Linked DNA regions of Homo sapiens: regions 1, 2, 3, 5, 6 and 7 are each linked to region 4. Evidence: chromatin loops called from intact Hi-C (ENCODE). Cell type or tissue: natural killer cell. All regions are shown on one strand.

Region 1 (4,000 bases), 57 kb after region 4:
ATATATGAATCTGTCAATAATATCTGTACATATCACAATGGCAGAGGCTGGACCAGTCAACATTTTTTTTCTTTCTTTTTTTTTTAACTTGCTCGACCCGGCATATGGCTGAACCTTTTAGTGGATATATTACTGAAGGAGTAAATCTCCTCTAAGCACCTCTGTTTTGGATTCACAGTGAGACATACGTGCTTCGCTAGGAATGGCCTCTACGGGAGCCGAGGGAAGTGGCTGATGCAACCTTCCCTCCACCAGAAACAGATTCCAGCCCTCTCCGATCCCATCGCTGATCCCGTCTCCTCAATCCCACATCAATACTGAGGGCTTTGAGGAGAAGGGCTAAGTGAGAGAAAAGGCAGGGAGGGGCTCTTAGGAAAGTAAGAAATCAGATAAATGCCTAAGAGAAAAAGCAGAAAGAGAGAAAAGGGTAAACAGTCCATATACAGTGATAAACACTGAGAAGGTTAAACAACAGCTGAAAACCACATCACCCAGCTGTCTACAGGCAAGTTGACTTCATTTTCCTCTGTCTTTAGAATGTCAGGTTGCAACCACAAATTAGCCAATTTATATTTCCCCCTTTAGGATTTTCACTTCTAGTCCATCATGTTAAATGTAGTTCCACTGATGAACAAAGTCAGCCGTCCATTTTTTAAACTGAAATCTATTTTTGTCTAATTCACTGCAATTATAAAAAGTCCCAGTCAGGGAATTTCTTAACATTTAACCTCGATGTAAATACTTGTGGACGTGGCTTTCAACTAACTCTTCCCTTCATTTTCAAATCTTCTTACTGCGGTTCCTCACACAATTTGTTTTTTTAGGGGCTGTGATGTTCTCGTAGAAAACAGGGGGATAAGGGCTGGAATATGGGTCATAAGAACACTTTTCCCTGTGGACAGAGATCCATGACCAGATCGAATAAACCCAAGGGTCTTCAAGCCAAGAAAGGATTCCTGCAAAAAGTATTTTTTTTAATATTAAGCTAGAAATTGAAAAGAAAGTTCAAATGGATGACTTGATCTCTTCTGCAAGAGAATGGGTTGGTATAAATTCAGTTTCCGGGAGGACATATAAAAGCATTGATTAAGCTATTCCTTCCTCATGATTCTATTCAGAACCATTGTCCAGAAATGAATTAGATCACGAATTTGGTGGCTTGGGGACATCACACGAATTGCTTTTTTCTCCTTTATGGTAAATGATTTTACAAAATATGTTTTTTTTAAATATTTGAAACTCATCAATATATGTATATATTCTACTCTACAGAACCACCTTGAGAGTGTCACCATTGCTGTTTTACAGTGTCACACACAGCAGTCTCACACGACCAGAGAAAGCTTTCCAGTGTGTAAGTGATTGTCCTGGGAGAAAGCAGAAGTTGAAAGAAACACACCTTTTATAAATTGCTCCAGCCAAAATAACAGCGTCAGTTAACATATCAAATGGCATTTCTGAAATGTCAAAAAGAAGGGAAAATGTCTCGGGCACATGTAATTGAGAAGTAACGCCACACAGCAGAGGCCCTCAGAGGAAACCGTTGACACAGAAACAACTGAAGCCATCCCCGAGACGGCAGGGGTGGATGCCCCGGAGGGAACCTGGCACATCAGATCTGCTCCCACGCAGGGAGTGGTGGAGGGCAGGCTGCTGGAGGGCTGGAAATCAGAGCCCTCCACTCTGGGAAAGCAGCTCTCCTTCTCCTTAGGGCCCTGACAGGCCACTGAGGCACAGAAGGTGACAGGCAATTGAGAGCAAATTAACTGCAGCCACCTTTTGCTTGGAAACCTCACACCTTCACACAGATATAAAGATGTGGGCAACCAAAACAGGTCTCAGCTGAATACACATGCAGAGTAAGCCCTCCCAAGTCTAGCTTGTTATCATTATTTTAAACTGGCTAAAGAAAGGTAGTAACACTATAATCAGTTTGTTTTCACCACCAGTTAGCAACCAAATATAGAGCTATCCAGAAAAATATATGGAAAGGAAAATTTCTATTGTAATACCAACATGAACATCAAAAAGTAAGCACACTCCTTATCTCCCACCATCAAATCATGACTTGCCATGTGATGATTTATCAAGGAAGTGACAGCATTCATACCACTCTGTTACCATGAAAATATGCATGAAGTCAGAAGCATATATGGTAACAGTGGTATGAATGCTGTCCGTTCTCTGATAAATTATTGCAAAGATTCCCTAAACCCAGAAGCCACTCTCTATAGTAATTTTTCTTTTTGCCTTGTTATTAAATACTTATAATCTTTGTCTTTAAAAACATCTAGCTGGACACTTCCAGAAGGCTGGTTAGGTACCTATTCTTCTTTTCTTTTTATTTCTTTCTCTCTTTCTTTCTTTGTTTCTTTTTTTTGACAAGGTCTCGCTCTGTTGCCCAGGCTGAAGAACAGTGCTGCAATCTCGGCTCACTGCAACCTAACTCTGCTTCACGGGTTCAAGCGATTCTCATGCCTCAGCCTCCCAAGTAGCTGGGATTACAGACACACACCACCACATCTGGCTACATTTTGTATTTTTAATAGAGACAGGGTTTCACCATGTTGGCCAGGCTGCTCTTGAACTCCCGGCCTCACGTGACCTGCCTACCTTGGCTTCCCATGTGCTGGATTACAGGCATGAGCCACAAAACCCAGCCAGTGCCTATTTTTCTTGACAATAATACATATAGAACTGTTTGGACCAGAATTTATCAAGGAGTCAACATCTTAATGTAGAAAGAGGGTGAGGTTTGAAGCCAGAAGACCTGGGATCAAGTTGTGGGCTGTCAGTCCCAGGTCTTCTGGGTTCAAATCTCATCCTTTCAAATCACTGATTAACTTCAGGCAACTTACTGTCGTTAAACTTGAGTTTCCCATCTATAAACTAGAGATGATGAAACTTCCCTTTCTGAATTGTCTAAATAAGTTCTGAGATCTAAATAAGTTCATGCATTTGAAGAATGCTTTATAAAATGTAGATGGAATGATGTTTATGGGTAAGGTCCCCTGTTAGGTGTTAAAGGTGACGCCAATGATACCAGGTGGCTACTGGTAAAAGACAGGGCAAAGAATCTTATCTTACTGTGACACAGGTTAAGAAAATGTAATGCAATTTAATTGGATTATCTCTACAAAAACCCTCAAAGCTGTTACATGAAAGGGGTCCCGATTCAGACCCCAAGAGAGGGTTCTTGGATCTTGCACAAGAAAGAATTCAGGACAAGTCTACAGAGTAAAGTGAGAGCAAGTTTATTAAGAAAATCAAGGAATAGAAGAATGGCTACTCCATAGGCGGAGCAGCGGCGTGGGTGGCTCATCTAAGGATACTCGCTATCTTTTCATCACATGCTAAACAAGAGCTGGATTATTCCTGCGTTTTCCAGGGAAGGGGTGAGCAATTCCTGGAACTGAGGGCTCCTCCCCTTTTTAGACCCATATCCAGTAACTTCCGGATACTGCCATGGCATTTGTAAACTGCCATGGTGCTGGTGGGAGTGTCTCTTAGCATGCTAATGAATTATAATTAGCATATAATGAGCTGTGAAGATGACCAGAGGTCACTCTCACCGCCATTATGGCTTCGGTGGGTTTTGGCCGGCTTCTTTACTGTAACCTGTTTTATCAGGTTTATCGTGACCTGTATCTTGTGCCGACCTCCTATCTCATCCTGTGACTTAGAATGCCTAACCTCCTGGAATGCAGCCCAGTAGGTCTCAGCCTTATTTTATCCACTCTCTATTTAAGATGGAGTCGCCCTAGTTCAAACACCTCTGACAAAGCTACCATTTTATGAAGAAAATATGATGTTGAGTCGAGGTTGCAAACTCAAATGCTAACATGGGCCAAGAAGATTATGTACTGAGAAGTGAAGCTTGGGAGCGATAAACACAGGTGTAGAAGCATCCCAGTGACTGGCAAGTGGTAATCAGCCTCAGTGCAGGGCTGTAGGGAGTGCTGGAGACTGTGGCAAAGTGTAGTGAGAACTCAACTCTGGC
Region 2 (4,000 bases), 140 kb after region 4:
GGGCATCTCATCCACAGGGAAACGTTCGAAGTCACAGCTGCACCTATGCCTTTTATAGAATGACTTTCTACCCCAGCCCCTGCAGGTTAGCAAGCCTTCTGGAAACTAACTCTGACACCGCACCATTTTAGAGAATGTTTTTCACCTCTTAATAATAATCATAGTAACTCTCTCATGGGGCCCTTCCCCACACAGTTCTGCATGCTGAGTTCACTGAAATGGTCTGGCCCTGTCACTGCAGGTCATGGTATTTTCCTGCTAGGAGTTTCGGTTTCTGTTACAGACTGTGTGTGCCTGAGGTTTGCTTCTCTTGGCTGCTCTTCCACAGTGGAATGTTCTTTTTGAAATCGATGACTTTCAAGGTGATCATTACGTGCCAGAGACCCCTGTGAGCTCCTTCAGAACACCAAATTTGGACTCTCCCCAGCTCCCGAGCTGGCTGTCAAGGGTGTGAGCTGACAGTTGAGATGATTAAGCCAACTGACATCATGCCAGGAAATGCCACAATTTAGAAATTCATGTCAATGCCCACTCCTCATTCTATGAGGAAGGCCATGTGCAGTTTGCCAGAAATACTATTGAGAGGCACTAAATAACTAGCACTGATGAGTCTCTATTAAAATAAGATAACTTACTATACATTTCTTAACATATTTATGTTTACACAGGAAAAGCAAAACCATTTGACATTAGTTAAGACTTTAATTTTACTCTTTGAGCAAAGCAAGCTATATAACTAAGCTAAAAGGAAGGCAAAGACAATTTGCAAATATAAAATTGCTTTAAGGAGTCAACGTAGAGAATGATGCTATTAAGATTATCATCAGAATTCAATTACAATTTCACTCATTTTTAGTTATGAAGAAGGAACACATCCAGAAGTGCTGTGCTCGCCAACTGTTTAATATTAATTAGTGAAAACGGTGTTTCCTGATTTAGCCATGAAAGTTAGTAAAGCATTTCATTTCAAATAAATTTTTATTGAAAGCAAATTTTAAAACTACCTGGGGTTGTGTTCAGCAAGGCTTGGGAATTTGAACTTTTTCACATGTGAAAGTTTAAACCTTTTTCTTTTCCCTGTTGTGTGCAAAAATCTCCTTTTGTTTGTCCTCCTGTGGAAATCGTTACTTTCACCCATATATGGCTCCAAAAATATAAACCATCTTAGAGAGGCTGTTGAAATTATTCACTCTTGGCCTAGAGCTAATTGTGGCTTTTCACTCCTAACAGTATCTTATGAGAAAGTTGTAAGTGAAATTAGGGTCAAAATGCACATATGAAAGCCGTGTAGCATTCTCAGAAAAACCACACATGGGCTGTTTTTTCTGTTGTTTTTTTTTTTTTTTTTTTTTGAATATCTGTTTATCAAAAAGCTGCCCATGGTGATTCAGAGCCACATTTTTCCTCTGTGTGTATATACTGGAGAACTTTGACCACGCTTGCTGATTTCAAAGCAAGGCAATATCTTTTCAATGACATCAGCTTCCACTCCCTGTACCGGGAACTCACCGTTCTCTGAACTGAAAGTTGGGAGCTGGTGCCAAAGGTTGTCTCACCTGTGACTGCATTTCCTGTAAGCCCAGTTCACCCTGGCGTGGGCCTGGCCGATTCAGATAATGACACACACCTCTCCAGTTCTCACAAGCAACAGCCCCAAGACTAACTCTTCAGTCATCTCCAGACTATGACCCAGGCCATGGAGAGCAGCCACACCTGGAGAGGAGCCTGCCCTTGCTCTCCTGGGCTGTGCTGTCACTGGCAGTGAGAGTAGAACTGTCTTCCCTTCAGAATCACTGAATGATCAATAAAAAACTCTCAGCAGGGCGCAGTGGCTCACGCCTGTAATCCCAGCACTTTGGGAGGCCGAGGCGGGTGGATCACAAGGTCAGGAGATTGAGACCATCCTGGCTAACACGGTGAAACCCCGTCGCTACTAAAAATACAAAAAATTAGCCGAGTGTGGTGGCAGATTCCTGTAGTCCCAGCTACTCAGGAGGCTGAGGCAGGAGAATGGCGTGAACCCGGCAGGCGGAGCTTGCAGTGATCCCAGATCGCGCCACTGCACTCCAGCCTGGGCGACAGAGGGAGACTCCGTCTCAAAAAAAAAAAAACAACACTCTGACCCTTGTGGGCAGGAAGTGAGCCTTATAGGTTAACACGTGTGTGTGCCACAGCCAGAAGCCCCCGTGCCGACCCCTCTTCATGACATGGTTGGGGCTGCAGCTCCTAGGGACACAAACACATGAGATTCGGGGCCACAGGAGACCCCTACAGTGAAATGACAAAATGCCTCCCTGTGCAGCTCAGGCAGTGGACACCGTGTGATAAGAAATGGAAATAAAACCACCGTGTTTTTTTCTGTCCTGTAGCAGGAGGGTAGGTGCCTGCAAGCTTGTGCATTTCAGAAAGGGTGAATGACAGTGGATTCAAATTATCTCAAGGTGTTAATCCCCCATTTACATTGTGCTTCTACTGTATTGACAGACTCCTCTAGTAAGTATAAGGAAAAATTATCTCCTGGGATTCAAAGGACCAGCCTGCTCAGAAAACGGAGGAGATAAAGAATTACACACAGACACAGACAGATACACATACAAACACACACAGACCATACACACATACACACATGTAGATATGCAGGCAGACACACAGAGAGACTCACAGACACACATGCGTACACATAGACACACAGACACACATACAAACACACACAGACCATACACACATGCATACATGCACATATGCAGCAGACACACAGAGAGACCCACAGAAACACATGAATACACATAGACACAAAGACACACATACAAACACACACAGACCATACACACATACACACATGCAGATATGCAGGCAGACACACAGAGAGACGCCTACAGAGAGACTCACAGACACACATGTGTATACACAGACACACAGACATATACAAACGCACACAGAGCATACACACACACACGCAGATATGCAGGCAGACACACAAAGAGACTCACAGACATACATGTATACATACAGACACACATATACACATACATGCACACAGAGACACACAGAGACACACACGGACATACACATATATACACATGTACATACACAGATATACATACACACGTATACACATGCAGATATATAGGCAGACACATGGAGAGACACACACAGACACACATACATACACAGACATACACGCATGTACACACAGACACTGGGATATATAAGTACATATAGACACTGTAGAATGATCTTAACCATTCCTCTCTTCCTCCAGTAACTCACATTTCTAGGTGACTCTGATTTTCTTTAGCTTTAAACGAAAAAGCAAAATGCTTTCTATAATACCTCTTTGTTTGAAAGTATATTTTTAAAAAGATTCTGAATGGAAGATATTTTTTTCAAGTCCTCTCATCTTTTACTTTTCCGCTGGTGATATCCTCACTGAGTCCATTTGGACAAAGACCGTGGAGAAGCCATTGGGCGTGACACCCGGCGTGGAGCCTGCCCTTTCAGAGCAGGTCAGAGCCAAAATAGACAGCAAAGGAGAACTAAATCCAGGTTGAACAATGCTGGCCCAAAAATAGCAACAGCGTTTATGAGCACAGCAGCAGGAAAGGCTGCTAATCATTTGCCAGGATCTTTTATTTGGGTTTGTCACTATTGAGCGACACTGGGGACTTGAGGCCCCTGTCGAGCACACAAGTCCAGAATTCCAAATAAGAGACTCTAATAATAATATCTGGTGCAGAACCGTCCTTCCATAGAGAACTAAGGAGCCAGCGCCTCCCGTGCTCCCCAGGAGCTGGCAGGAGGGTTTCCTGAGCATCTGCTCTGCAGGGGCATCCCACCAGGCTCTGGCATGAATCCTCCATTCACCCTCACAGCTCCTGTTCGTAGCTTTCAGTGCTCCATGCTACCAATGAGGAAACTGAGGCCCAGAGAGTAAGACGGCCCAAGGCCACGCAGCTGGAAAGCTCTTCCTGTCACACCACGGATCTCGAGTGTTCTGTGC
Region 3 (4,000 bases), 190 kb after region 4:
GGTGGAGACCAAAAATCTGTTTTGTTAAATCAACTTTCTCAGCACTCTTCCCTCCCTCTTCTTCCCTGTCCTTCCTTTTTCTTCCTTTCCTGACTTCCTCTCCCTCCTTCTGCTCTCCATGCTTTGCTTTCGTCTTTTACTTCATTTCTCTCCCTCCTACCCTCCCTCTCTTTCCTCCTTTCCTGTTCTCCTTCCTTCCCCTCTCTTTCCTTCCTTCCTTCACTTTTTGCCTTCCTTCCTTTTGCTTCCTTTCTCTCCCTCCCTCTTTCCTCCTTTCCTGTTTTCCTTCCTTTTTCTCTGTCTTCCTCCCTCCCCTTCTCCCTCCCTCCCTAGTAGCATGTGCGTGGTTGACAGATTGCCTGGACTTGAATCTCAATACCGTCACTTACTACATGCATGCGCTTGGGCAGTTTGCTGAAGAGCGTATGTCTCTCTTTCTTCATCTGTAAAATGGGTTAATAATTGTACTTACCTCATACAAGAGAAGGACTTAGCAGAATGCGTGGTCCAAGAGAAGCTCTCCACAGGTGGTGGCTATTATTATTAGCTTTTTATTCAGCCCCATCCTGGGCATATATCTCTCTGCAAGGTGTGAGATGAACACAGTGGTTTCAAACTTTGTTTGTTTGTTTGTTTGAGACACAGAGTCTCACGCTGTAGCCCAGGCTGGAGTGCAGTGGCGCGATCTTGGCTCACTGCAGCCTCCGCCTCCCAGGTTCAAGTGATTCTCCTGCCTCAGCCTCCCAAGTAGCTGGGATTACAGGCACGTGCCGCCACATTCAGCAAATTTTTGTATTTTTAGCAGAGAGGGGGTTTCACCATGTTGGCCAGAGTGGTCTCAAACTCCTGACCTCAAGTGATTGGCCTGCCTTGGCCTCCCAAAGTGCCGGGATGACAGGTGTGAGCCATCGCACCTGGCCAAGATGAACGCAGTGGGATGATGGCCTGGCCCTGCCCCCTGGTGAATGATCTGGGAGGTGTGAGCAGGCATCCTCCATCCCACCTCTAATCCCAGCGTCACTCCATCAGGAGGCAGGGCACTCTGTCATCAGAGGACAATCCCAAAGTCTCTGTGAAGGAGGAGGCAGAGGAAAGGGAGCCTTGCCAGGCGCAGAAGTGTTCTGTTCCTTTGAAGGTGTGTTGATTTGGGTGGGAGAGGGCAGGGAGCAGTGTTCCCCATAGGCTGTGCCTGAGTGTCGGCACAGGTGTTCCTCAGAGAGTGAGACCAGTTTTGACTGGAGAAGAAAGTTTGCTGGGACAGAGTGGGACAGGATGCAGTGAGACCTGACCCATCAAGGTCCCTGGGCCCATACTTGGGGAGATTTTCAGCCACCCGGGGATTTCCTTTCTTTATCTGCAAAATGATGTCTGGTGACACTGAGCTCTTTGCTGCCGGTGGCATGTTAGCCTTTTCCTGATAGAAATGCTGGGATTGGGGAGGGCTCTCGGTGTTTCTGAGTTGGAGGAAAAGACTGACAAAATAGGTATTTTAGACACGTGTCCATCTGTGGTATACAAGGTACACACAGGGAAAGAAAGAAAATAGGCACTTACTTCACTTATGAAACCTGTGAAAATCCCCTGAAGGGAGGTGTGATTAGTCACAGCTTGCACATAGAGAAAACAAGTTGCAGAGAAGTAAAGAGATGGGGCTGAGGCCACCGGCTTGCAAGGGACCCTGCCTGCAGCTTCCAGAGCCCAGCGGCTGGGCCATGCGGAGAGGAACGGACTGGCTGGGACCTGGCATGGGTCCAGTCCTGCCACCACTTTGCTCCTGGACAGGGTCATCTGTGCCTCTTTTCATCCGGTGATTATTGCACTTATCTAATAAATAAAAATTACATGAGACGCTATAAATAGAAGTTCTGGACATGGTAGGACCGCATAGGCATCAGCTATGATTTAAACCACATGGCAACAGCATGGCCTCTAGGAAGAGGGAGGCAGCGGGGAGGCTGTTCTGGTGCGAGATGAGCTCTGAGCAAGGCCCAGACAGGTTGCTGGTTAAGGCAGGAAAGGTGAGTCATCTTGTTCTCTAAGATTCCGAGAAGATGTCCTTAGGGTGATTTTTACAATGTTTCTTTGAATCACCTTTTTCTGCTAATGATGACAAATTACACTTTTAGAGATAATTTGAGTGTATTCCCTTCACTTAGTAATGTAATTTGTTGTTTTCAGGGCAAATAAGATTCGACGATGCAGGAATCTCTGGGACTTTGCTCCTAGGACTGCCCGGGAATCTTGACCCATCGCTAAGTAAGATGGTGTTTATAAACACAGGTGAGTTTCCTGTTTGTAGGGTTGTCTCGGCAAGACGTGGTTCCATGAGGACCAGTTTGCCCAGGTGCAGATCTGTGGTTTACACACATAAGTGACATCTGTAGGACCATGATGTCGCTCAGAAGCACTGTAGTGATGGCTGAAATTAAGCAGCCACAGGGAGACCTTTAGCTACTTAAAGAAGTCCAAATAACAGAAGAGAGACTGGTGTTGACCTTAGGTGACAAGGCCAAGAGAACTGAGCCAGTATCTCTGCAGCACAAGCCAGCAAGGCCACAGAGAAGAGGAGTCTCTGTTGACACCACTGCTGCTATTGTTCTTTTCCCTGAAAAACACAGTGTTCTCTGTTCTTCATCTCCCTTTACTTATTTATTGGATTTTCTACATTATTCCATTTGCTTAAAGTTCCAAAGAGTACACATAAGAACACCATTGATTGAAATAATTAAAACAGATAGCTTCAATAACAGCAAAACTGAACAGCAATGCAGCAGCTGATTTCTCTTTTGCCATTCTCTTGGGGTGTGGGTTTTGAAAAGCCAACTTGACTCCAGAATTTTTCAATATGCTTCGCTGTTGGAAATGGCTATGCCTTAAGGAAGTCAAGACCAGCCTTGTTCTCCTTAGACCAAGAGACCTGAGGAAGCACCTCACTGGCCCTCACCTGTGAAGGGGAATTGGCTTCTCCTCGGACAGTTATGAGAGTTTGCACCCTAGAAGTGAGGTGCATAGCAGCATGCTGGATGTGCTGTTTGCTTTTTTGTAAATAGGTGTTCTTTTGTTCATGCAAGATGTTAGAGAATTCTGTTTTCATTTTTTAGGGGAACCTCTCAAAGGAACAAAAAGCATTTATTCACTCAACCTGGGACTTCAACTTTATGGAAGAAGTAAGAGAAGAAGAGGAAGAAGAGGAAGAAGAAGCGGTGGCGGCGGAGGAGGAAGAGGAGGAGGAGGAAGAGAAGAGGAAGAAGAAGAAGGAGGAGGAGTAGCAGGAGGAGAAGAAGAGGAGGAGGAGGAGGAATGCATTTGTATTCCGTCTGGAAAAGAGCTTTCCCTAGGCAAAGCTAAGACACACAGCTGCAGCCTTGACCGATGACAGCTGTCCATTTCAGGTCCCACTCATAGAAATAATGACCCGGGCACAGGCAGCAATTGTAGCAGACGCTATTCCTTTTTTCTGTGTGTGCATCATTTTCGTTTGGTTTGTTTCTTACTCTTTGGTAGGAATTTCTGCTTGATGCTCCCACAGGACCTCGGTTCAGCTGGATCAGTGGAAAACCTGTACAACTTGTCCCTTTATAAAAACTCCCAGTTACAGTTTTTCTTTGATATTTACTTTGGAATACCTAGAGACTCTTCCCACCCACATCCCCCTTTCCAAAGACAACATGGTCGTGTTGGAAACAAAATTCGGGAGACCAGAGGACTTTGACTGTGGGAAGAAATGTGGTAGTTTAGGAACCTGCGACTCCTTCTTCCCAGCCCTCCAGACCCTCCAAAGAGCTGTTGACAAGAGCCTTAGATGAAGGCCCTGAGCTGTAGCCTAGCGCAATTCTCCTTTGCCTATCTGAAGAGCAGGACAGGCAGGATTAGCGAGGCAAACAAAACCTGAAGGACTTCTTAATAGCCAGACATCTGAGGCCCTTCAGAACCACTTTGAAGATCGGGGGTGATACTGGCTGAGGCTCCAGGTTTATCATTTGATTTGTGACTTTCAGCT
Region 4 (4,000 bases):
ATACAATTAGTCTTAGTGCTTGGAACTCCTCTCACATAAAAAAACAATAGATGTTTAAGTCCTGCTTGGTGGCTGTATTGTTTCATGAATGTATTAGCATCTATCACAATTCATTATAAATCTCTGCTTACTTATGTTTCTACTTTACTGAAATGTGAGCTGCGTCAGGAATGAGACTTATTCAAAGTTAGTATATTGAGTGTGTAGCATTGTACCTGAACTACGTATAATGCTTAATACATTTAATTTTTTTTTTAAAATGAGATAGGATAATAATTCATAGCGTGACTAGGGCATCAGAGGTGGCCATCTCCAAACTAATCCTTTGAACTCGGTGGTGGAGGAGGGTTTTCGCGGCACCTTCACTGCTGCACCCCTCACCTCCCATTTGGGGGCCAGGCAAACACCACTTCCTTTCTTGAGGCTTGGCACGCACCTACCCCAGAGACATTTTTTTAAAGGGTTGATGTTGGGGCTGCATTTGCAATAAAAGTCAAGGCTGGTGAAGAGAAAGAAATCCTTTTAGCAAAAGCAAACTTCCCTGGGATATGGTAAGAGCACCCACCTCACCCGAAGGACATCGGCCGCCCTCCTCCTACCCCAGCCACCCCAGCAGGCCTCTCCAAGGTGCAGCCAGCAAACTGGAACACAGTTGGCAGCAAGGGCCTGGTGAGCTGCTGCAGGGATGGTGGGCAGGGCCCAGGACCCCCCTCCAACCCCCCAGCATGTACATGCTGCCTGGATGGGACGACACAACACAGGCTGAAGTGAAGGGCATGCGACACGTGCTGTAGATGTCCTCACATGGTCTGCTGGGTGTTTTCTTTTTTCTTTCTTTCCAACTTTTATTTTAGGTTCAAGGGGTACCTGTGCAAGTTTGTTATATGGGCTCATTGTGTATCGAGGGGGTTTAGTGTACACATAACCGTGTTGCCCACACAATTAGCATAGTATCCGAGAGGTAGGTTTTCAATCTTCACCCTCCTCATGCCTCCACCCTCGAATAGGCCCCAGTGGGTATCATCCCCTTCTTTGTGTTCACATGTCCTCAATGGGAATTTTCCAATAAACAGCCTCACTCCCCTCCTGTACAGGGCCTATCACCCTGGGGTTTCAGAGAGAGTCAGATATTGGGGTGCTCCCTATCTAGATTTAATAGCTCACCTGCAATACCTGTGATTTCATTCCTTTCATTTATAAAAGTTTATACTCCCTATTGTGTTCTTATATTCTCAAAATATAAGCACAGAAAGCTACTTTCAAAGTCAATGAAAGGAAAAGTGTCCACCTTTTGCCTCTCCCTGGCTGCCTCTCCGATCTTTTCTTGCTACCTGAATTTCTTGATCTTGTTTCAGACCCAATCAGCAGCCCCGCTGGGATTTGTGAAAGCTTCAGGGGACCCTTCCCCTAAGAGCTAAAAAGCGAAGGCGGAAAAGGACCCTGCAGGACCAGACTGAAAGGTAAATGTAGAAGACAGCACGGTCTCCTGAACAGATCCCACCAACACCACTGCCAGGGTTCAGCACCACCCACGCTGAGCCCCGGGTCACTGTTCAGCACCACCCAGGCTGAGCCCCGGGTCACTGAAGATCTGGTTTCAGGAGGGCTGCAGAGTGAACGCCAAATGCTTCACGCTGCGAACACTGGAGGGATAAAAGCATCTTTTTCTCCCTGGCCTGGATTTCAGATTTCTCTGTAAAAGGCAGAACTGTGCACTAGCAGGCAGCTAACCCTTTTTCCTTTTTTAAGAAATAAAAAGGATACAGCAAAAGGGGAAAATCCAAAAATAAAATTCAGTCATCTAATCAGAAAGAATCCCACCAGCCTGGCAGAGTTCATCCGTGTGCAGTGCTTATAACGTTTAAAAAAAAAAATCTTTTATTTTGCGTTTGGTTCATACTTTCTGAAGACCTCCTCCTAAAGCATTACAAAAGGTAGCATTTTGTGTGTCTCAGGTCTTTTAAAAATCACCCCATATTATCTGAGAGTAAAAAAAAAAAAAAAAAAAAAAAAAACAGCTGGAGGCTTTTTCTGCAAAAAGGTGTTTAATTCTATACTCCAGGCAGCAGTGACAGAAGCTACAAAAGTCACCCCCACTCGATGAAGACAAAATTATAAACCAAGTTGTTTTACACTGATTCAAATACAGGTTAAATTTATTGGACTGATCCTTACTTACAAAAGTACTTTTCGGTATTTAAGGTAATTTTTAATGTATTTTTCTTAAAGTGATAGTTTCATGCAATCTTTATGGCAAGTTTTGCTGCATGTTTATTTTCTGAATTGTATTCATGTTTGATAATCGTTTGGAACTGTATTCTGGTGTGCGCGCTTAGTCAACACAGGATGTGGAAGACGGTACCAGTCAATCTCCATGGTAACCACACTGGCCACCCTCCAAGCATTTTACACAGGTTGCCTCATGTGTCCTCTGCCACAAACCAACCAGAGGAGGTAGCACTGTTAGCATCCCCATTTCACAGATGAGGAATCCGAGGCCCAGAGCTTTTCAGTTGCTCCCTCCAGGTCACAGGGCTGACCCGGGGCAGGGTGAGGACACACTCTGGCTTCGGGCTGCCGGGAGCCCTGAGTACCACACATACATTACGGAGACCCTACTTCCTCCTCCAGGGTAAGGAAGATCTTCCCACCCGCTACGGCCAAAGCTTTTGCCTTTCTGTAACCTCTATTCCATAATAAAGCCAAAAGAACTTTCAGAAAGAAAACCTGAACAGCAGGGTGGTGGAGCCACCCACTTTCCACGCGCGTATCCGGCTTTTCTCCTGCAGCGTGCTGTGTTTGAAGTCAGTCATGTGGATGCAGCCATCAGTAGTTTGTGTCTTCAGGCAACGCTGGAAAAGGACTAGAGGCCCTGGGGTGTTGGGAAGACACCACTCTGGTTTGGGTGGTGAGTGATAAAGGTTGCATACGTAAAATTTCACTGATTTGTGCACTTCACTGCAAATTATACCTCTGTAAATAAAACACAGTGGGGCAAACTGTTTTAAAAAAGTCAATGTTATTAGAGCATTTACCTTCTTAAAAATCTCTGATAATCGCCCATCGCTGTTAGCCCCAATTTAGTGCCACCTCCCTCAGCCTCCCTTCCACCCTCTCCACATCCCACCGGACTGGCCCCCTGGTCATCCTCCAACGTGCCAAGCCCCATCCTCTCCTACCGCTGGGCTCTGGGCATGACCTTGCCTGTGTCCAGAACATTGAGCCATTTGCCTGGCCAACACTAACTCTTCATTTAGATCCGAGCTTCCACAGAAAAAATTAGGTCAGGTCACCAAAATACACCCCTTTCTGGCTCCTCTCTATGTTTCTTTCATGATTATAGTTTTACATTTTTTTTTTTGCTGTTGCTATTTTTTGTTTGTTTTCATTTTAATAGATTTTATTCTTTTTATTTATTTTATTTTATTTTATTAAGACAGTGTCTGGCTCTGTCCCCAGGCTGGAGTACAGTGGTCTGATCATAGCTCATTGCAACTTCCACCTCCACCTCTCAAGCGATCATCCTGCCTCACACTCCCAAGTAACTGGGGCTACAGGCTCATGCCACCACACCTGGCTAATTTTTGTATTTTTTGTAGAGACAGGGTTTCACCATATTGCTTAGGCTGGTCTTGAACTCCTGGGCTCAAGTGATCCGCCCGCCTTGGCCTCCCAAAGTGCTGGTATTATAGGCATTAGCCACCATGCCTGGCTGATTTTATGCTTTAGAGAAGTTTTAGGTTTACGCAACCATAAGAGGAAAAGTCAGAGAGTTTTCCCCCGACATTCCCTGCCCCATTTATGTGCAGCCTCCCCCATCAGTACCAGCACATTTGTCTTTCCAGTTCTTCACTTCGTGTGCTTTTCCTTCTTGACTGTAAACTCCATAAGGACAAGAACTGTCTGCTTTTGTTCTAACGTATCTCTATCCTTTTCTCTGATACACCACTGCTTCTTTTCTCTGAATTTTAAATTCAGTTCTTATTCTAGTTTGCTTTGC
Region 5 (4,000 bases), 290 kb before region 4:
TCTTAAGGAAGGGTCAATGAAGAGTTAGCTTTCTGTCTCAGTCTTAACTGTAATTCTAAAGTTTGCTTTTGCTCACCATTTTATCCACATAAATTAAATATCGGTTAACACATTTAATTATAGTTTTTTTTTTCAAAATTGAGTACGTTTACTGATTTTGCCTTATTAAGTAACATATACTTGGTGTTAAAAACAAAAAACCTACACACTCACAACACACAAACGTACAGAAATTTAAATTCAAATGAACAGAAATTTAAATTCAAATGTAAATTCTACTCACCCCCAAAAACATTCTACCTCTTGCAATAAGAACCACATAAAACGTTATTATTATTCAGAGTGCTTTTATGCCTGATCAGTAGTGATGCCTGGTAGAATTTTTGACGTGACATACTGTCAGGAAAAGGGAAAACAGCTGCTCTGGAGTTATGTTACAGGTTCTCTGTGCCAACCTGGAAGAATCAAGACCGTCAAAAGCAATCAAACTAACACCTAAGTCCCCATTCATTGTGAGTGAAGGTGTTTTGCCAGAGTGCCAGTGGAAATTTCTGGGGACGCTGCTCTGGCAAGTGACAAGAGTAGTGACTTGGCTTCTCAAATTCTCATCTTTCTGGTCAAAAAATGGTTGGAAGATTTTGTCCAACTAGAAAGGTTTTGAGATTCATTTTTCCAATGGAGAAGCATTGATTCATGTAAACCTCAAAGCCTGGTAAGCTAAGCCACTTTTAATAGAACTGTAAAGTCCAAGAGAGAAGAAAGCAGAGAGAGTTTTCTAAACTATGGCTTATTTGATAAGTCTCTGTAAATGAAACTTGTCCCCTGAACACATTTTGTGTTTCTTTAGGTCAAAGACTACCGATGTCCAGATCATAATGCGAGGACAGTTTGAGCCCAGTGCTCTCTGACTGAGGTAGAACCCCCGGGAAGGTGAAGAGGGCAGCCGTCTGCGAAACAGCCCAGCATTTAAGAATGGGCAGCACCTGGCCAGGTGCATTTGAGAACTAGGAATGTGGCAACAATAACATTTATTTATTTGGATGAAGAGAAGAAGATGTATTGGATTCCCTGAAACAATCATTGACCTGCCTGAATCCCAACTGTTGCACTGACTCCACTAATTCACCAATCCACTTGAGCTGGGAGGAGAGCCCATGCACAGAAGTTTATGGATAAACAGACCTGAACGTCTAGCATGATGTCAAATTTATATGGCCACAGAACTACAAAAGGAAATAACTATAACCTCACTGACCACAGTGCTGCTGACACTTGGACAACATGGGTTTGAGCTTCATGGGTCCACTTAGACAATAATTTTTTCACTAACTATATTGGAAATGTTTTTGGAAATTTATAACAGTTTGAAAAATATTGTAGACCAACATGTAGCCTAGAAATATTAAAACATTAAGAAGCAAGTATGGCATGAATACATAGAATATATGTAGATACTATTCTATTTTATCATTTACTACTATAAATATATGCAAATCTATTAAATGAGGTTAACATTTATCAAAGCATGTGGTCACAAACTCTTATAGTTTGTACATGGCACCATTTACAGACAAGGAAATAGAAGCCAATGTAAAAATGCAGTATTAAGTCATAACCGCATAAAAGTAACTGTGGCACATACTGCACTACCATGATAATTTCACAGGCACCTCCCACTGCTATTGTGGTGAGCCCACGTGTTGTGAGCTTCCGCATAAAGCCCTGCAATTCTGATCATTGCCACGTGGGCAGTTTGTGTCTCTAGTTAGTTGTGTACTGTAGTAAAAAGTGATCTCGCAGTTCTTGCATAATTTCCGTGTTTAGTGCGATATGGTAAACATTGAATAGCACCATGAAACCCACACGAAGGGCCACTGGTGATGTTGGAAGGCTCCCAAGAAGCAGAGAAAATTCATGACATTACAAAATCAGTCAAATTTCTTCATATGCACTGTAGATTGAGGTCTGCAGCTGGGGTTTCCCATTGTTTTAAGATAAATGAATCAGCCTAAAGATCATTGTAAAAAAAGAAAAAGATATTGGAGAGGCTATAACTGCAGCTATGCCAGCAACAGCAGTAGTTACATTTCTGAAGAGACAAAATTTGTCAGTGGGTTTTCAAGAGCTCAAGGGTAACACCCTAACCCCCACGTTGTTCAAGGGTCAACTGTATTGCAGTCAAAAACAGAAATTTAAAAAAAAAATTCCTTCAAAAAAATAAAATTGTATTACACACTTGCTAATCCAATTTTGACACACAATTTTCTTCACCATCAATATAAGATATGCTATGCCAGGTTTCCTTATTTGTAATAATTCATGTATTACTTATAGTTTGCTTTAGATATGGTGGTTCTTTGTGTAAAATGTATTTGTTTATTTTTATTATTTATTTATTTCTTATTTTTCATTTTTGAGACAGAGTCTCACTCTGTCGCCCAGGATGGAGTGCAGCGGCATGATCTCAGCTCACTGCAATCTCCTCCTCCTGGGTTCAAGTGATTCTCCTGCCTCAGCCTCCTGAGTAGCTGAGATTACAGGCATGTGCCATCATGCCCAGCTAATTTTTCTATTTTTTTAATAGAGACGGAGTTTCACCATGTTGGCCAGGCTGGTCTTGAACTGACCTCAAGTGATCTGCCCACCTCAGACTCCCAAAGTGCTGGGATTACAGGTGTGAGCCACCATACCTGGACTTCTTTGTGTAAAATTTAAATGCTTCTTTTTTTAGCTAAGAAACATAAAACTTTCTATTCATATTTTACCTTTTCTCCCTTTTTGCAAATATGTATGATACCTTATTCTTGTGGTAGAATGTTACACATAGAAATAAAAGATTTAGTTAGCAACAGCAAACCTGAAAATGGATTAATGAAATATTTAAGACAGGGCAAGCAAGTCCATTTCCGAATGATGGGTGTTTGCATTTATCCAGTGGAGCTGCTGTTCATGGAGACACAGCAGCATCCCCCGAGAAGGCTGATAGCCCTGGCTTCCCTTCCCTTCAGGGGCAGGAGAAAGCTGAGCCTCTGGTGCTGTGTTTGACAACACAGACACAGCTTGGAGGTCTTGCGGGCTTGGTTCCAGACCCCTGCAGTAAAGTAAATATTAAATAAAGCAAGTTTTACACAGGTATTTGGGTTTCCCAGTGCATGTAAAAGTTAGGCTTACACTATACTATAGTCTATTAACTGTGCATTGGCATGATGTCTAAAAAATGTACATAGTTAACTAAAAATATTTTATTGCTAAAAATGGTAACAATCAGTAGTGAATTTTTTCCAGATGTTTTCAATTTACTTTGCCCAGACCCATCAGAGGAATCATTATCTGTGGCAGTTTTAACCATATCACAAGTATTTCTTAAGTAGTAAAACTTAAAAGTCAACATTACTCTTTGATCCATGGGCTGCAGAATGGGTGTTGTGTTTGCAGACATGAAACAGTATTAATCTTCTTGCACATCTCCATCAGACCTCTTGGGTCACCAGTGGTACTGTTAAGGACCACTAATATTTTTAAAAGAATCTTTCTTTTTTTTTCTTCCTGAGCAGTAGGTCTCAACAGTGGGCTTAAAGTGTCTAGTAAACCATGCTGTGGACAGATGTGCTGTCACCCAGGCATTTATAACGCACAAGGCAGATTAGGTTCAGTACAATTCTTAAGGGCCCTAAGACTTTTGGAATGGAAAATGAGCACTGGCTTCAATTTACGGTCACAAGCTGCATTAACTCCTACTAAATGAGCTAGCGTGTTATTTGAATCTTTGAAGTCAGGCATTGGACTTCTGTCTAGCTGTAAAAGTCCTCGATGACGTCTGCTTCCAAAAGAATGTTGCTTAATCTACATTGAAAATGTATTATTTAGTGTAGCCACCTTCATCAGTGATCTTAGCTGGATCTTCTGCACAAGTTGCTGCAGCTTCTCCATCAGCACTTGCTGCTTCACCTTACACGTCATGTTATAGAGTTGGCTTATTTCCTGAAACCTCATGAACCAA
Region 6 (4,000 bases), 74 kb after region 4:
TCATCCACATTTTTGGTGCTTTCATATGAGTTTTTCTTTGACCGTTGAGGGCATCTTCCATGGCCACCAAGCCAGCATTAGAAAGCTGGCCGCTTCCTTTTTCAAAGGAAAAGGACTTGGTCACCATTTTATTGTCAGTTTTAACAAGGTCAAGTAGACTCATTATGATTCATTCTGAAGTTGATGCCATTGAGTGAAATTATTCAGCATAAAAATAAAAGCAAAAGTAATTATTTGATTGCGTCTATTTATGTGAAACTACAACCTCTTGATTCTTAGAATATTATACAATCCTTTTAACAATGAGATAATATGCAAGGAAAACCCATGGAACAAAATCCCCTGGAAAACCCTAAATTTTTTTTTAGAGCTTTCAAATATATTCTTCCTCCAAAACATAATCTCAGAAGAGTGAATTGCCTTTGGAAGACTTCCACACAGGGAACACTGCTGTTATAACATAACAAGTAGTAAAGTGCCATCAAGCTTCTAAAGTAAGGGAGAACAGAAAAGCAGAAGGCAATTTTGTTTAAGAAAACAACTGCATTTGTTACACAATAACATAACAAAAGGAAATGAGACCACACTCTCTTAGAGAATTCTGAAGCCTTAATTACATTGTAAATTTTGGGAATTAATATGGTACAGGCAGCTTCTAAACTCATTCACAGGTCAGTCACTGACTTTCTGATTAGAGCATTAACCTGTCTCTGACAATCAGCTATAATTCCATTATGTATTTTTCCCAACAATATGAATCATATTGATCCTAAGGCTCAGAGAAGATTTCGGTAAGCTGAAAGGAATTTGGTAATGACAATGTGAACAGATGAATTTTGCATCTTCCCTGATCTGTCCCACCTCTGTAAGAAGAAAGTATGCTGCATTTGCTTATTGAAAAGGACCCGAGAGATTCCAGTCAGCCCAGTCTCTTTATCGTACAAGGAAGCCAAATTCAACTAAGACTGGACCGACCTGGCAGGGTGGCTCACATCTGTAATCCCAGACTTTGGGAGACTGAGATGAGAGGATCACCTAAGGTCAGGAGTTTGAGACCAGCCTGGCCCACATAGTGAAACCCTGTCTCCACTGAAAATACAATAATTAGCCAGCCGCAGTGGTGGGTGCCTGTAATCCCAGCTACTTGGAGGCTGAGGCAGGAGAATCGCCTGAATCCAGGAGGCAGAGGTTGCAGTGAGCCGAGATGACATCACTGCACTCCAGCGTGGGAGACAGAGTGAGACTCTATCTCAAAAAAAAAAAAAAAAAAAAAAAGGCTGGATAGCCTGAATCTTATACTAGAAGAAAAACCCCAAATATGCCCAGGCTAAAGTCATCTGGGGACCCATTGTTTTGGGTGGTGGCCTCTAATTAGGGCTTGAACAAATTTGATAAAAATCTGTGTTTTGGAGAGTTTCCCGTTGGAGGTGAGGCTCCTAGACCAGGTACTTGGTCATCCCCTGAGAGCTCATCAGCCAGGCAGAGGCTCAACTCCCACCCAGGCCTGCTGAGCCAAAATCTGCCTTTCAACAAGGCCCATGGGTGATCACTGTGTGCATGAAAGGTTGGAAACACTGGCTTAGGTGATACTGCTAAGATTGAGATCAGAGAAGGACTTGTTTTTCTCTAGGGCTTTCCATTTACAAGTCAGCTGACTATTCCGGGAACCACACTGATGGAAGCTCTCAGGAGCTTTTGTCTTGATTGGAAAACACTACCTCAGCCAGGAGTCAGGTCAGGAGATGGAAAGGTGATGGGCAGAAGCTGGAGGAGCTGGAGGAGCTGGAGGAGCTGGAGGAGCTGGAGGATCTCCATGACAGGGGAGATGCACTTCCATAGATGCATCTTCGTGCAGATACAGAGGAATCTGGCACTTTCTGAACCTCGAGATCCAATTGATAAGGAAGGAAAATCAGTAAAATGTAACAATGGCCATGCACATCAATAAAATGTAACCACAGATACAGCAAAATGAAAGTACTCTGTGATCAAAGGTGGCACACTCTCTTCCTGTAGGCATGGGACAAATCAGAAATGATGAAAAAATGCATCACTTCAAGTTTCAAAATGCAGGTGACTTCTAACATCTCAGATTTTTCAACAACTCGGCACAGTAGGTGGTATTTTCCTTATGTTACAGATGAGGAAACCAAGGCTCAGGGGAGTCTAGTCAGGGCCCCAATTCACACAGCTACTAAATGTCTGAGCTGGGGTTCACACTTACCTGTCTGACTGCCTAACACCCACACTCTAAGGCATCCTGAGTTTACATTTGTCACCACCTTTAGTTCATTGTTGACCCTTCCCCCAAAGCAGTACAATTTTTTTTTTTACATTTGCCAAGTACTATGTTGTATTTGCATACCAATCCCTTTTAGTGCCAAATTTAGGAGGGAAACCCCATTTATTAATAAATATGTCCTTAAAGGAGGACATACTCAAAAGGAAAGTGAAAAAGCAGGCTTCTGACATAGCTTGTTAAATGGGTCAGAGTGTAAAGAAGCAGGTGTGCGCACTGGAGTACATTGTCTCCAAGCATCTGGCAGAAAACCACAATGTCATGGGATTGTGCAGACAGCTCCCCTTCCTTCCCTCAAATAAAAGCAGTGTCCACATTTCCGCTGTGATGGGCACTGCTTCCCTCCTTTCCCTATGTGAGCTGAAAACTCACCCCTAGGAGTCAAATTTAATCAATTACACAAAACTATTTTACCGGACGTGGGTTGTGAGCTGGAGGTAAGGCTCAGTTCCGTTTCTAAAGGAGTCCACAAGATTTGCTTCTCAGAGAAGAAATTAAAGTTAATGATGGGCCAGGTGCGGTGTCTCATGCTTGCAATCCCAGCACTTTGGGATGCCAAGGCAGGAGGATTACTTGAGGTCAGGAGTTCAAGACCAGCCTCACCAACATAGAGAAACCCTGTCTCTACTAAAAATACAGAAATTAGCCGGGCATGGCAGTGCATGCCTGTTATCCCAGATATTCTGGAGGGTGAGTCAGGAGAATCACTTGAACCAGGAAGGTGGAGGTTGCAGTGAGCCAACATCGTGCCATTGCACTCTAGCCTGGGCAACAAGAGTGAAACTCTGTCTCAAAAGCAAAAAAAAAAAATTAGCCAGCGTGGTGGTGCATGCCTGTAATCCCAGCTACTCTGAGACTGAGGCAGGAGCATCACTTGAACCCAGGAAGCAGAGGTTACAGTGAGCCAAGATCATGCCACTGCACTCCAGCCTGGGCAACAAGAAGGAAACTCTGTCTCAAAAAATAAAATAAAATAAAAATAAAGATAATGATAAACAAATTTAAAGGCAAAAAACAAAAATCTAATAAAGTTACTTTTCTCTTTTGTTTCAGTTGGAGCAAAATAGGAAGTAGTAAAGATTCCTTGAAATCTATTTCAGAGCTGTTCCTTTGGGGCTATGAAATAAAAGACAAGACTGGTAGAAATGACTTAAAATGCAAAAATGGCAAAGGTAATGATCACCGTGGGTAGGTTATAAACGACTGTGGAGGTTTGGGGAGGCTAAATCATCCAGCCAACGGAAAAGTAGTCATTTGAATCTGAAGACAGTGAGCCTCTGCCTGCGTCTGTCTCATGTATTGGAATATCCTCTTATTAAATTACAGTGTTTTATAACTTGTGAATAAAATTGGTATCATGTTTACTATGCAAAAGCCTCGCTATTTTTCAGATGGATATATATTTAATATGAAATTGAAATGTAATATCTAAAGCACCAAGCAATAAAACCAACCCACCTTGTTTCAAACCCTGCTTAAGTTATTTTTTTGAATTCTGTATCTAATAACATGGTGCAATAACACTGAAACAAGATTCACACTATGATACTATTTGTTTAGGAGACCAAGAGTGTTGCTATGGAAACCGACCTTCAGTGTATCTATGGAAACAGTGACAGTGTTGTAAATAAAGATACTGAAAAGAGGAACCTAGTAAACTTAGCATATGAATTCTAAGAAAAAGAATAAAGAATGAGGACC
Region 7 (4,000 bases), 720 kb after region 4:
TGCACTCCCACCCTTTCTCAACATCATCCCAACAGCACGTCTCCATCAGACGTGGGCTTTGTGACCCCCACCCCCAACCAACCATCCCCACAGAGAGGCTCTGCCCCTGACCTAGGGTGGGCACTCACCTTCTTTCGTTGTTTGCTGTGGCACAGGTGAATTACTCATCTTCTCTATGCCTCATCTTCTTCATATAGGGCAGGGTCTGCCTACCTCATAGCAGAGCTATGAGGGTGAAACTGCATCTGTCTGCATGGTTGTATTTCCATGACATCACTTACACTGTCTGCCTTGGGTGTGATTCCATGCACGAGTCTGTCTCCACTCAGTGACACTCTGGAGAGCTGGAAATGCCTCTGATTCATCTTTCAGTTGCCACAAAACCTAGCACAGAGCCTTGCCCTGTTAGGGAAATAGAAAGACCCCCTTTACTTATTTTATAATTTTCCCCAAGCGCTACACTTTGAGTGTAGGTGTCCGGAGAAGAATTGTGAGGAATGTTCTGATACATCAGCAATTTTTCCCCACCTTTTTGTATCTTATGCACCTGCTCCCAACCCCGTGTGTGTGTCTCAACCCCATCAGGAGTAGATGATGCAGCCCACAGCCCAGAGAGACACAATGGCACAAATTCCCAGCCCCGGAGTTCCATGTGCTGAGGTGCAGGCAGAGACAGTGGGTTTGGAAGGATGTTTTTATCTGAGAAACCCAGTCTCCCCCCCACCTCCAGACTAGCTGTGTTTCTCTAAATGGGAGGAAACGGAGAAAGAGTATCCTAAGTGGGAAAAGGACACTCAATGCCGCTGGGTTCCTGAGAAGGGACTTCGGCCCCGTTGCCCACCCCTGAGGACCAGAGAAAATGATGGGATCCCCGACAGGTGTGGGAATCCAGGCACAGAGAAAGCAAGGCTACCATCCCAGGGAAGGCCCCGGGGAGGCCCTGCACAGCACAGAAGCACCCACATGGGTGGCTGGTCTGTCCAGACGCAGTCCCCAAGATATTCTCCGTGCCCAGGTGGAGAGGGAAGCTGTGGAGTCATTTCCTCCATACCCCAAATAGAGGCTAGACTGGGAAGGAGTCGAGAGAGAGATGTGGAAAAGCCTTTTGACAAGAACAAAAGATAGTGGTGTTGACCAATGGCCTGGCCAGAGAGGACCCCCATAGAGAAGATACTTCCAGCAGAGGCCAGGTGACAAATGACAGGAAAGCACAGGCTGGCCCTTCCTGCAGGTGAGACACCCTGGAGACGAACCCAATTCCCAGAAAGGAGGGGCGGGGAGGCAGAGTCACCAGAGCATTGGCTGAAGTTTGTCTCTCCTGCCAGGCAGATGGCTCGCACACCACAGACCTGGGTCACCTGTCAACGAGGCACCTGTTTCTCTGGCCTGAATTCTAACCAAATATGTCTTTAAAAGTGAACCTACTCTTATCCCAGGTGCCTCCCCCGTGATGGGGGCACACTTTGGTTGGGGTCCCACATCTGGCTGAGACAGAACTCTGAACAGACAGAACACCTGTGGGAGGACAACAAGACCTCATCCCCATAGGCCTTCTTAACACTGTGTTTCTACCTCGTGCCCATTTCTTATGCAAGTCAGGAAAGCGTCCCGCGTCTCCAGCAACCACGCTGCACGTGGCTCGCCACTAGAACGGAAGCCCACAGGAACAGAGGCCCTCCTGGCCTTGTCTACCACGGTACCTGGAACAGAGTAGGTGTTCAATCACTGCTTTAGTCCATGAATGACACACATGTGGATTCACGGCCTGATGTGTAGAAACCCATACGTACACACAGGCAGGCATGAAGCTCGCTGTTGAAAGAGTTACGTAGGTCAGTACTTCTTAGGGAGACAAATATTCCCTGAGCCTCTAGATAGGCCCCTTAATTCTCACGACAGATATTCGTTTTGTTTGTTTGTTTTGTTTTGTTTTGAGACAGAGTCTTGCTCTGTCACCCAGGCTGGAGTGCCGTGGTACGATCTCAGCTCACTGCAACCTCCACCTCCCTGATTCAAGTGATTCCCCTGCCTAAGCCTCCTGAGTAGCTGGGATTACAGGCATGTGCCACCACACCCAGCTAATTTTTGTACTTTTAGTAGAGGTGGGGTTTCTCCATGTTGGCCAGGCTGATCTTGAACTCCTGACCTCAGGTGATCTGCCTACTCCAGCTTCCCAAGGTGCTAGGATGACAGGCGTGAGCCACCACGCCTGGCCACAATAGATATGCTTAAATGTAGGTGACAAATGACAGAATTTTGCTTTTTGGAAACAATGTGCTACTTTCAAAAACCCTAGCACAAGAAACCTTGAGACGACAGCCTCTGGGGAAGATGAGTCATGCAGCCACAATGGGTCTTGTGGTTTCAGCAAAGCCAGGGCAGTGCTATAGGAAAACTCAAAATGAGCCATATAAATCATTGTATTGGGTGATCTTCTTATGCATCCTTGGCACAAAAAAAAAATCTTCCTGGGATTTTCTTTTAAATAATCACAGGGGAGAGAGGAGTTAGGACTAAGCCGAGCATGGATGAAAGAATTTCAGCCACGAATTGGTAGTTCAGAAGTCTGGGTGATACGAACACAGTGATAGAATTTGTCTACTTTTACATATGTCTGAAATTTTCCACCTAAAAAGTTTTTGTGTTTTCAATGCACATCTGTCTCTGGGGCTGGGCCAGCGACTCCCACCCTGGAGGGAACAACATATCCCATCTGTTTCCTTGTGGCTTGTCAGAAAGAACGTTCAGGCTGCTGTATTCTGTCTAAATTCCAGAAATAGTCAGGACACTGCGACTTCCAAGCCTCATACCTGAGATAATTAGAACAAGAAGTCTGTGTTTGTATGTCCAAGATCACTAAAGAATTCAAGAAGCAAGCCAAAGAAAAAAATTATTTTACTAAAATTAACAACTGTAATGATCCCGAATCCATGTTATTTGTACATATGAACTTTCTGAAATGCATGATATTTATATCCAGCAAAGAATGTCTTTTCTTAGCCCAAGAAAAATAAGAAGAGTGAAGTCAAGCTGGCCAGGAAACAGTGGAATGGGTCTGTGTGTTCACCCAGACAGCGTGAGTCAAGGAGGGTTCCACGCTGGGATGATTTCTGACCTACTCATCAATCAGACCTAAGATGAGTGGCCTCAGGTTACTGTCGTAAAAATGCTAGTAGCTACAGAGCAGAGCCTGCTCCAGGCTTTGGGAAAAAGCTGCTGGAACTGGCTGGCTTGTATTTCCTTCCAGAGCCCAGATGCCTCCTGGGTTGTTCCGGTCTGCTGAGCAGATCCCCGAATTTCTAGAAAAATTAGAAACATGGAATCAATGTCATTACCTTTGCAGGGATCAAAGTAAATGGTGAGGCAAAATATGAATCTGGGAGAAGAAGGTTTTCCAGGTTAAGGAATGGCATTTCCAGATGACAGGGATGTGAGGACAGCACATTTGATCAGGGGCTGTGCTACTTCTGACTCGTCTTTTTCCTTGTCTTATGTTCCAGCACTGAAGTTAGTTTCCCATACTCTTTTTTTGTTTTTGTTTTTTTTTTTTGAGACGATGTCTCACTCTGTCACCCAGGCTGGAGTGCAATGTTGTGATCTTGGCTCACTGCAACCTCCGCCTCCTGGGTTCAAGCAATTCTCCTGCCTCAGCCTCCAGATTAGCTGGGATTACAGGCACCCTGCCACCACACCTGGCTAATTTTTGTATTTTTAATAGAGACGGAGTTTCACCATGTTGGCCAGGCTGGTCTAGAACTCCTGACCTCAGGTGATCTGCCCGCCTTGGCCTCCCAAAGTGCTGGGATTATAAGCGTGAGCCACCGCACCTGGCCAGGTTCCATACATTCTTTATCCTCTTATTCTTTGTCTTTTGCAAGAAGGGTTTAAAGAGGCTTATAACAATATATGGACTTTAGAAACTCAACAGTAAAAATCAAAAATATAAATTATTGATTTTGAATATGCTTATGCAATTTTAATGGCATAAGGACAATATCTG

The links. Hi-C counts contacts between places; a loop is a spot of excess contacts. Peaks named below come from ENCODE experiments on the same cell type or tissue, not always from the same donor. Only the 100,000 strongest peaks of a DNase experiment are listed, where the experiment ranks them.
Region 1: it touches region 4 in a loop (2.1-fold over the local background); 10 of 110 quality-filtered maps call a loop at or near these places.
Region 2: it touches region 4 in a loop (5-fold over the local background); 8 of 110 quality-filtered maps call a loop at or near these places.
Region 3: it touches region 4 in a loop (9-fold over the local background); 2 of 110 quality-filtered maps call a loop at or near these places.
Region 5: a loop joins it to region 4, with 8 times the contacts of the local background. A loop is called at or near these places in 6 of 110 quality-filtered maps.
Region 6: it touches region 4 in a loop (2.6-fold over the local background); 10 of 110 quality-filtered maps call a loop at or near these places.
Region 7: it touches region 4 in a loop (3-fold over the local background); 5 of 110 quality-filtered maps call a loop at or near these places.

What each region holds. Positions count from the first base shown.
Region 1 is chr10:3,890,611-3,894,610 of GRCh38, reverse strand. No RefSeq gene overlaps it. Among named protein-coding and RNA genes, the nearest start is that of LINC02660, 19 kb to the left of the region's middle. RefSeq lists enhancers at 1-334, 238-1,437. In natural killer cell, no CTCF peak of the experiment used is centred here; DNase peaks (open chromatin) are centred at 510, 1,810 and 2,080; H3K27ac peaks cover 3,001 bases.
Region 2 is chr10:3,807,850-3,811,849 of GRCh38, reverse strand. It overlaps LOC105376364 (a long non-coding RNA gene), which reads right to left. Exons shown (of 2, transcript XR_930580.3): 2 at 3,333-4,000. Among named protein-coding and RNA genes, the nearest start is that of LINC02639, 24 kb to the left of the region's middle. RefSeq lists enhancers at 266-515, 803-2,002, 2,130-2,455, 179-2,455 and a cis regulatory region at 1,390-1,735. In natural killer cell, no CTCF peak of the experiment used is centred here; DNase peaks (open chromatin) are centred at 259, 1,549, 2,189, 3,999 and 1 weaker place; H3K4me3 peaks cover 534 bases; H3K27ac peaks cover 4,000 bases.
Region 3 is chr10:3,755,767-3,759,766 of GRCh38, reverse strand. It overlaps LOC105376361 (a long non-coding RNA gene), which reads left to right and starts at 1,717. Exons shown (of 3, transcript XR_930578.4): 1 at 1,717-1,807; 2 at 2,179-2,280; 3 at 3,102-3,186. RefSeq lists enhancers at 1,720-1,939, 3,841-4,000. In natural killer cell, no CTCF peak of the experiment used is centred here; DNase peaks (open chromatin) are centred at 1,316, 1,596, 1,976 and 2,326; H3K27ac peaks cover 2,222 bases.
Region 4 is chr10:3,947,482-3,951,481 of GRCh38, reverse strand. LOC105376367 (a long non-coding RNA gene) reads right to left here. Exons shown (of 3, transcript XR_930585.3): 3 at 2,125-2,973. Among named protein-coding and RNA genes, the nearest start is that of LINC02660, 37 kb to the right of the region's middle. In natural killer cell, no CTCF peak of the experiment used is centred here; DNase peaks (open chromatin) are centred at 391 and 2,381; H3K27ac peaks cover 572 bases.
Region 5 is chr10:4,232,630-4,236,629 of GRCh38, reverse strand. The region is part of intron 2 of LINC00702 (long intergenic non-protein coding RNA 702); the gene reads left to right. Among named protein-coding and RNA genes, the nearest start is that of LINC00702, 9.3 kb to the left of the region's middle. In natural killer cell, a CTCF peak has its summit at 1,775; a DNase peak (open chromatin) is centred at 1,719; H3K27ac peaks cover 1,073 bases.
Region 6 is chr10:3,873,796-3,877,795 of GRCh38, reverse strand. It overlaps LOC124902541 (a long non-coding RNA gene), which reads left to right and starts at 2,468. Exons shown (of 2, transcript XR_007062365.1): 1 at 2,468-2,736; 2 at 3,353-3,668. RefSeq lists an enhancer at 2,257-2,586. In natural killer cell, no CTCF peak of the experiment used is centred here; DNase peaks (open chromatin) are centred at 1,555, 2,115, 2,515, 3,885 and 1 weaker place; H3K27ac peaks cover 3,441 bases.
Region 7 is chr10:3,226,286-3,230,285 of GRCh38, reverse strand. No RefSeq gene overlaps it. Among named protein-coding and RNA genes, the nearest start is that of LINC02668, 29 kb to the left of the region's middle. In natural killer cell, no CTCF peak of the experiment used is centred here; a DNase peak (open chromatin) is centred at 2,325; H3K27ac peaks cover 504 bases.